Regions from separate parts of the Homo sapiens genome. Here region 1 is linked to region 2. A link is a loop called in an ENCODE intact Hi-C map of the cell type or tissue named here. Cell type or tissue: Calu3. All regions are shown on one strand. Links, peaks and the distances in the headings refer to the core of each region. The heading gives the core; the rest is flanking DNA.

Region 1 (4,399 bases), core at 202-4,201, 350 kb before region 2:
TCACAAGGTCAGGAGTTACAGACAAGCCTGGCCAACAAAGTGAAACCCCGTCTCTACTAAAAATACAAAAATTAGCCAGGTGTGGTGGCACGTGCCTGTAGTCCCAGCTACTCGGGAGGCTGAGGCAGGAGAATCGCTTGAAACCCTTGAACCCAGGAGGTGGAGGTTGCAGGGAGCTCAGACCATGCCATTGCACTCCAGCCTGGGTGACGGAGTGAGACTCCATCTCAAAAACAAACAAACAAAAGAACAAAATTTGAAATCATCATCACTAAATAACCACTAATACCATACATCCGAAATACTTTTATCCAACTGTTTTCTTTATATTTTCTTTAAATAATTTATTTCCCTCCACATTTATAAAACAATCATATATCCCTAAATAAACATAAGGTTCCAAGAAACAACCTTCTATCTGTGACCATTCTCTCAAACAGCCTCTACAGCTTGGTATTCTTATTCTATGATAGTCAGAGCATTATATAAATACTCCAATTGTAATAGCTACAGAGCTCTAGACTTGCACATAACACCTAATAAAAATACTAACAGCTACTACTGAATTCATTCAAGACATTCTAAATATATTATCTCATTTTGTTTTCACAAGATCCTTGAATAGCAAGTATTGTTTCCTTCTTTCAAAAGATGAAGAAATTCACATTTAAATAGTTTAAGTGACTATGAGTAAATTCACTCATCTAAGTTAAGTGATATTTAAATCTGGTCTTTGTAACTTCAAAGACATTCTGCCTTTAATATTTCAATCACCTTAATATGTATACTTGCCTGTACTACTAAGATTTAGCAAATGGCTCTGAAAGAATCAGAAGTAACATATCATTAATAAAGCATAGACCTGCAAGTTTGCTTGTGTATAAAAGTTGGTATAAGCTTGCTTTTCCCAGTCACTCATTAATATCCTGACCACTGACAAACCATACCCTCTCACTTTAATAACAAACACCTTCTACTTAAAAAATGGCATACTGCTCGCCTCCAAACTTGGTAGGGATATTAGGATTGACTATGAAACTGTAAATACATGGACATAATCCTACACACAAATATGGATATATTCACGGCCACCTATATAAAAGAAATAAATACATGAGACAAAGGAAAAGTCAAGGTGGCTGATGATTTTCTATGCCTTTTCAGCAAACACGGATTAGAGTCACTTGAGTAAAAACTGACGGTGAGAGAGAAAGTTTTTTCTAGATAGACCTGACCTCTATTTCTTTATGAAAAGCAGAAAATAACAGATAACCTTCCTTTAATTCTTTCAGAAAGACATTACTCTGGACACGAAGCTCTGTCAGTACGTTGGCCTTTCAACCATGCTTTGGGCAATTTCTGCTTGATAATTATGCAACAAAACCTTAAATGTTTTAGGAAGGCATGAGTTCCAAAAGTCAACATAAGCACTTTTTAATTCTCCACACATATTTTTTTTTGAAATGTTAAGTCCACATTGGGCGGAAAAAAGAAAAAAGGAGAAAAGTCAGAGCTTCTCTTTTTTGTTTTCTAGTTATTCCATTCATATTGATTGGTTCTGAAATGTTACAAAAATTTTTGGTGTTCTAGAAAATAAGTAATATGGAAAATTTTTACCTAAGGTCACTGTTTCTTCTCAATTATTTAAGGTGAAAGTAATAAACCAGACATTTAAGTAAACATGCTCACTTCCATCTAAATATAAATGTTATCACAGCATTTGAAAACATTCCAGATATATCAAATCTCTAACACCTAATGTCAAGAATGTATCAGAAGGAAATATACAACCAACTCATTAATGCTTGATAAAAATGCACGCTTGTCATTTATAGAATCCATGACAACCATGAGAAAAAGAGTATGTACTGATCAAAAAGGCCAGGTTACTATATAACTTTGTTTCACAACTAACGACATTTAAGTTCAAAGTATTATGGAATTACTTACAAAATAAACTGGGTACTCTCTACCTCACCCCTAGTGGTAGGCTATGAAACAAATCGATTCAGTTTAAAATAGTTTATGTGCCGACTAGTGTTAAAACGTTCATGTATGCATTAAGATCACACCAAATCACCTGACTGATTCCTTCATCAAAAGCTCCTCTTGGCAGTTAGCAGTACACACCTAACATTAGCCAAACAGGTTATCTACCATCAACACGGAGAAATAAGAAACTTTGTATTGCCATTTAAAGAAGTTGCTTTCTAAAACTAGACATGAATAAGGGAGAGAAGAGGAAGTATTAAACCCCTAAACTAATTAACGAAATAAGGGAGGGGGGATGCAGGAAAACAATGATAATTAGTATGTACCCTTGGTTAACCAAATCCACACATACATTCATTCTGTATATGCACAAACATCAGCAGCATCATAAACCGTCTCAAGTTCTAGCCATTATTCAGTTCGACATCTGCACATGTTTATGCGTCTCTCCAAACAACCTCTTGAACACCCTGCTGGAGCTGTCATTTTTTTCTTCTCCCTATCTGGCAGATGGCAAGTCAACAATCGGCATCAACAGCAGCCGAATATCTCCCCCTCCATCCTACCCCCCTAAACAGACACAATAATAACTTCTTTGTGCTTCCCTACAATGCAGCTGCTTAAACCATTTCGCTACAAGGCTGCTTTGCCTTAATAAAAAAAAAAAAAAAAAAAAAAAAAAAATCCCTTCTGTCAAGTCTAAAAAGCAGCATAATGTTAAGCAAGCTAAAGCCACAGCACAGCTGCAAACGGGCAGACACATTGACAGCTCCTCCCTTAACAAAGCCCTGTGAATTGAAGGGGGTTCATCTGAGGCTCACACAGTAATTAGTATAAAAAAGTCCGACAGCCTCTATTATGCTAAGGGAAAAAAAAACTGGACAGAACTGGGCTGCTGTTTTGCGTCAAGAGTTCTGCTGCAGAGTAGATAAATCATGTTGGGTTTTTTCCTCTCTTTTTAAAGACAGTAATAAGGAGGATGAGAGAAGCTAATTTGAAAACTTGGACACAGTAATTGTACCATATGGTGAGCATTTATCCTTTCTGAAATGCACGCTAACAGTCACTTACATGCACACTGCTTTGTTTTACAGTTGTTATTCTCTCTACCATATTCATAAAATGGATTTGAATATCTGATACTCAAGATAAGTTGTGTGTAATTAGCAAGAGAACTGCCTAGGTTTAATTTATTGGCCTTGCACTGCAATCTAGTAAAATGCAAAACAAAATTAAACAATGTGTCCACTTTGTACAGATATTTTTTCTTTAACTCAACAAAACACTAATGAATACAAGTTCATTGGAGTGTTTCTAAGTTAAGGCACAGTGTATTTTGAAAATTCCAACAGAATAAACTATAGCTGTTGATAAGATTTCTGATATGTCACCATAAGAATAATTTTTCAGAAAGATCACCTGGTTTAATTTTGTATTTCACTGAAGCAGATGTAACTCTTCCTCATATACATCAGTAAACCTAGATGCAAGAGAAATTTCCTTGCATATGTCCTAAAAATTTTAGGAAAAGAAATTCTGTCATTTATTAAATAGTTATTAAGTACTCTGTGCCAAGCACCTATCTGGCACGGGGAGGAGAATATAGAAAAGCTTTCACATTTTTTTTAAATCTAAACATAAATTGACTTATTTTGTCTACTTCAAAATTCTATAAAAATCTACTATTTGAAGAAAGACTTTAATAACACTAATAGTACACTGGTTATCATGGCACAATATATATCAAAATATATAGGGAACAAGATTAGTTTAATCAGAAGTAAATTCACTGTAATGACATCTGTGTGACCCTTTTAGGTAAAATATTCTGTGTTTACTCAATATAAACTATGTTCTAAAACTGACATACTCAACTAGAACTCATATGAATCCTTTAAATTTCAAGTGGAGTAAAATCACTGGTTTGAATTTCTACAGCATCCATTTGACCACAAGTATCCTTCTGATCAATATTTTGGGGACATGAAGAAGCAGAATATTTTAAGGTATTGTTAGTTCAAGACAGAACTAAGAGTCCCTACTAAAGCTTGAAGTAATCTGTCTTTAGAAGAAAGACTGTGACTCCACCCAGGAAATTGGGCATAATTACATTAAGAAGGAATGGCTTCATCCAGAAAGTACCACTAATAATTTTCTACAATAAATCTCCATTTTGGCTTAACAGAAATAAACTTGGTCACCCACTACTAGTATAGTGGCTTCCCTTTATGCTACTGGTATTGGGCCATATGACCAATTTACACCTTGGATAAAAATATTCACTTTTGTATACTGCTTTACAGTTTACCAAATATTTTTAAATATTAACATGGGTCTTAAAAGTTCATTATACTGGGCCGACTTTGGTTTCGACATAGACAGATGTTTTGATTGAGAAATATGTGAC
Region 2 (4,399 bases), core at 328-4,327:
ATGAATTTCAGTTTGTCATGCATAAATGTAAGAAGCTCCATAAAGGATGGTGTTCTGTGATTCATATAGGAGTATGATGGATGTATGATACGTTTTCCACAGCTATTTAAGAAAAAACGATTATCTTAGTCATGGGGTAAAGTTATGTGAAGCATTGCACCATCCAGGCTGTGTCTGGGCCAGTACAGATTTTTTTTCTTTTTCTTTTTCTTTCTTTCTTTTTTTTTTTTTTGTGAAAGATTACTTCTTGGCAAACTAGATATGCAAACGCCAGAATACAGTAAAACCACATTTAATTGGACCTACTTGCCAACTTCTTGAACACAGCTTGGATTATTCCACTGGAGGCTGCTTCTGTTAAAAGCTGGGGGAGGAGGAAGTGGCATATTGACAAGACTTCAGATAATTTTTTTTTCACTCGAAGTACAATTATGCAATGAGCCAAGTTTGGAAGTATTTTACTATGTTTAATAATTATTATTAAAGATATTGTAAAACATATGCATTTGTTAAGTGGAATGTAATGGGAGTAAAATCATGTCATCAATTTTCCTTTGGATTTATTTTCCCATTTTGTGTTTTATTTGACAGCCTTCCAAATTGATTCTAGCCAAAACCATGCACTCTAATATATATCATACTTGATATTAAAGTGAGAATGCGAGTAATTTATAGAATCTGAGTGAGAACAGTTTTCTTCTCTTAGCCAGCCTATATGGAGCTGCCACCTCTGCTCAGGTAGCAACCGACACATGCCTTGTACACAGAAAGGAAAATAATAGGGGTCGAGAAATCCTCCACACATCCTTCCTGATAGACACTCCAAAACCCACATATCCCAGGCATTGTTCAGTGGGAGATCAGGGGCAAGGAGAAGGATAACTATTTCTTTATGTGTGTGTGAATCTAGAGGAACCAGACTTGTCTCTGGAAATGCAAGTGGGAAGTGGGATTCACTGAGAAGCCATCATTCTGCTCAGGTGAGTCCTGACTTCAGGCGAGGGATCCTAAAGGTGACACCGCGATCCTTCACCTGGAAAGCCAAGGAGACATGACATCAGTGTGTTTCACATCCTAAGCTTAAACAAATGTATATTGTTTTTACCGCCTCTTTCTCAAGGGGGAACACTGCCCCTGAAACTGCACTCCTTGAAACCGAGCAAAGGTGCCATCGCTAATGATTAGCAAGACGCTCCGGATGGTTTGCATCGAACTCCACCTGCTATGTGAAAACCCCATGCTTTTCTCACTTTCCCATTCAAGCTGCTTAGCAGTTGGGTCCTCTCCTCTGAGTGTGGTTATGTGTCAGTTTGACTTCTGTGTGCCCTGCGATTTCGTTGTTTTCTTCTGCCCTGCCACAGCAAATGACCAGTGGAGGCAACCAGCGGACGGAGGAAAAGGGCAGGTCCCTGCATCCATCTCAGCGCCCTGCAGCCGGCGGCCTGTCCTTTCAGGCGGGAGTTCCCAGCGGCGTTCCTAGGTGTTTTGAATGTGTGCCCCGGGGCTGGGGGAAGCCTCGTGCAGTTCTGCTGCTGTGGGAGGCAGGGGGGACTGGAGGGGACGGGAGCAGTGTGAGGCTTTCATGTGCAGAGGGGACATGAGGACATCTGGATGGCATCCCTGTGAGCAGGGCTCCCGCTGCAGGCCTTTGAAAACCCCGCTGCCCTGGCTCCCCAGTGCCTTGGAACTTTCTCCCTGGAGAATGCAGAAAAGCCAGTGCCCTTGATTTCTTAGACATCTACAGCTTCGACACGTGCAGGGTTATCCAGGAGCAGTGAGGTTTGGGGTGAGGGCCTGAGCACTTTCTGAAAAGTGCTTGTTTCTAAGAACCTGGAACTATGAGTGAGGAGTGACATGAGTTCTGCCCTCAAGTCCTCTGATAACCAGCTGTGCAGTCTTGAACAAGTGACTTCATCTCTTCATCTTTAAAATAAACCTTTTGGGCCAAATGACTCGAATGTTTTTCCAACTTCATTTTTTTTTTTTTTACTGTTTAACAGAAATGCTGATTGAACTTGGGCTGGGAACAAAGAAATCTTTTCTAATTAGAGTAGAAATGATGACTAATATACTGCTCAAGCTTCTGAGGCTCATTGGGATCAAAGACACACTCACTCTGATAAGGGAGGGCACTGACCGGGCTGCTGACTGTTTCCACCAGCCTTCGGGTTTTAATATCTAACTACAGTTATGCCCATGCATGCTGGCCATGTGCTAGACACACGCTTCCTTGTCTTTGCTCAAGTCTAGTGGCTTTTGGGTTATTTGTATTTTTTAACAGGAGAAACCTGAGAGATCCTAAGTAGATATCAGGCAAGAGCTTGTCTAGTTCCATGTTTTGTTTTGTATGTTTTGTTTTGAGATAGGGTCTTGCTCTGTCACCTAGGTTGGAGCTCAGTGGTGCAATTGTGGCCCACTGTAGCCTCGAACTCCCGGCCCAAGTCATCCTCCCATCTCAGCCTCCTGAGTAGCTGGGACAACAGGCGTGCGCTTCCTGGCTAATTTTTTTTTTTTTTTTTTTTTTGTAGAAACAGGGTTTTGCCATGTTGCCCAGGCTGGTCTCAAATTCCTGGGCTCAAGCGATTTGCCCTCCTTGTTCTCCAAATGTGCTAGGATTACAGGCATGAGCCACCGAACCCAGTCCACTTCCATGGATTTTAAAAATGTTAAACACCTACCTTTAAGAAAGATGATGAGGCAATATCACCTTTGTTTTTGTTGCCGTCTATCAGAGAGAATGACTCCTAAGGAGTCATTCCTATGAGTCTTGCAGAGTGATTTTCTGTTTGTTCAGCTCCTTCACAGAGTCTTGGTTGGACAGCTCCCCGTCACCTTCCCCGACAGGGCCTTGCCTTTGAAAAGGCTAATTCTGGTAGACAGGCAGCTTCAACAGGAAGTGGCACACCAAGGACCATCGCTTTTGGATGTGGTTCATGGGATGTGGAGTGTCCAAGGAGATGCTGATAGGCCTAAAGATCAGAGATCATTTGACTTCGGTAGATTGTCAAAAGAGAACACAACACAATTGCAAATGGACTTTAAAATGAGAGAAAATCAAATTTCTAGTGACAATCATAAAAATGCCACAATCCACCATGGACAGCCACACCACCAACCTAGTCATTTTTTATATTTCTAGCTTGTACTTAATCCATTCCAGCATGGAGCAAAACGCTATCAGTGTTCTGTGAAGAAACAGTCCAAGAGAATGATTGCAGTCTAATTTGCATAAGAGTCTAACTCAAATATTTTCACTTTTTTTTTCATTTTGAAGTCACAAAGTAAAATGGTTGAGGAATTTAAGATTAGCATGTAAGCGAGACTGAAATAGGACTATGTTCTCATATTAGTTAAAACTCTTTGGTTGCAAGGAAGAGAAATCCAACTTAAGTGAGTTTAAGCCAAAAAAGAATTTTATTATAAGGCTACTTGGATTCAATGGAATCCAAAAGAGGAATATGGCTAGGCCTTGCAAGCAGCTAGAACTAGAAGCTCAAATGCCGTCTGGATTTGCTCTCCTCTCCTTGCCTCTGATTCTCTTTCTGCTGATTGGCATTTTCTATTCCTCAGTCCACATGGTGGAACAGGGCTGCCAACTGCTTCTGCATTTACATGCCTTCATTTTCAGACACCCAGAGAGAGACTGACTTCTTTTGTCAGTTGCAGTTCCCAAATCCTGGGGGGAGGGCTATGATTGGCCCGTTTGGATCAGGTGCCCACCTCTTGACCAATGGTCGGTGCCAAGGGTGAGGCCCGTTGTAGCAAAAGTTAGTCTCCCATGGTGCCATATTGAAGGCACCGCATATGCATGCACAGGGGGCATGGGAGCAGGGCAGACAGTTTCCCAGAATGCGGCTGGTGCTGAGCTGACGAAGCAATGGGGGCTCTTTACATATCTCAACGAAAATTAAAGGGAAATGAGGAGAAAATATTATTTCTTTGGAAGTGAGAATAGTATATTCTCCCTTTTGGTGTCTCCAGAGTTCATTTCTAACCCATGGCCAAATGGTTAAGTGAAATAATGTTGTTTTTTTTTTTAAAAAAAGTACAGTAAAATATCAATTACTTTTCACTTAACTTGGCTTATCTAATCTTCTTCCCTTATGACCTTACAGTCTTGGAGCATGTTCACATACATTTTTCTGAAACCCTTACTTGATCCATGCTGCGGAGGCCATGTGACTCAATTGCTGAGCCGACCCTTCAGCTATTTAATACTGATCCAGATGCCCTGTGGGTGGGACAGAGGGTGATCAGACAACAGCACCCATGAACAAAGAAGATGTCTCCCCTTTCCCCGTGTTCGGGACGGAGGAAGGAGACTCGTGTCACTGAAGAGCTCTGTATTCACAGCAGGTGTGGAATGTGTGTTCTCCACGTAGAAACACCGGAATCTAGG

The links. Peaks named below come from ENCODE experiments on the same cell type or tissue, not always from the same donor. Only the 100,000 strongest peaks of a DNase experiment are listed, where the experiment ranks them.
Region 1: a loop joins it to region 2, with 2.0 times the contacts of the local background. A loop is called at or near these places in 6 of 110 quality-filtered maps.

The regions. Positions count from the first base shown.
Region 1 is chr1:243,711,099-243,715,497 of GRCh38, forward strand. All of the region lies in intron 2 of AKT3 (AKT serine/threonine kinase 3), which reads right to left. Among named protein-coding and RNA genes, the nearest start is that of AKT3-IT1, 81 kb to the right of the region's middle. RefSeq lists an enhancer at 2,067-3,493. In Calu3, for the core only: a CTCF peak has its summit at 1,957; no DNase peak of the experiment used is centred there.
Region 2 is chr1:244,065,959-244,070,357 of GRCh38, forward strand. LOC440742 (a long non-coding RNA gene) reads left to right here. Exons shown (of 3, transcript NR_188395.1): 3 at 240-1,952. Among named protein-coding and RNA genes, the nearest start is that of ZBTB18, 17 kb to the left of the region's middle. RefSeq lists a silencer at 1,909-2,203. In Calu3, for the core only: no CTCF peak of the experiment used is centred there; DNase peaks (open chromatin) are centred at 1,423, 1,699 and 2,163.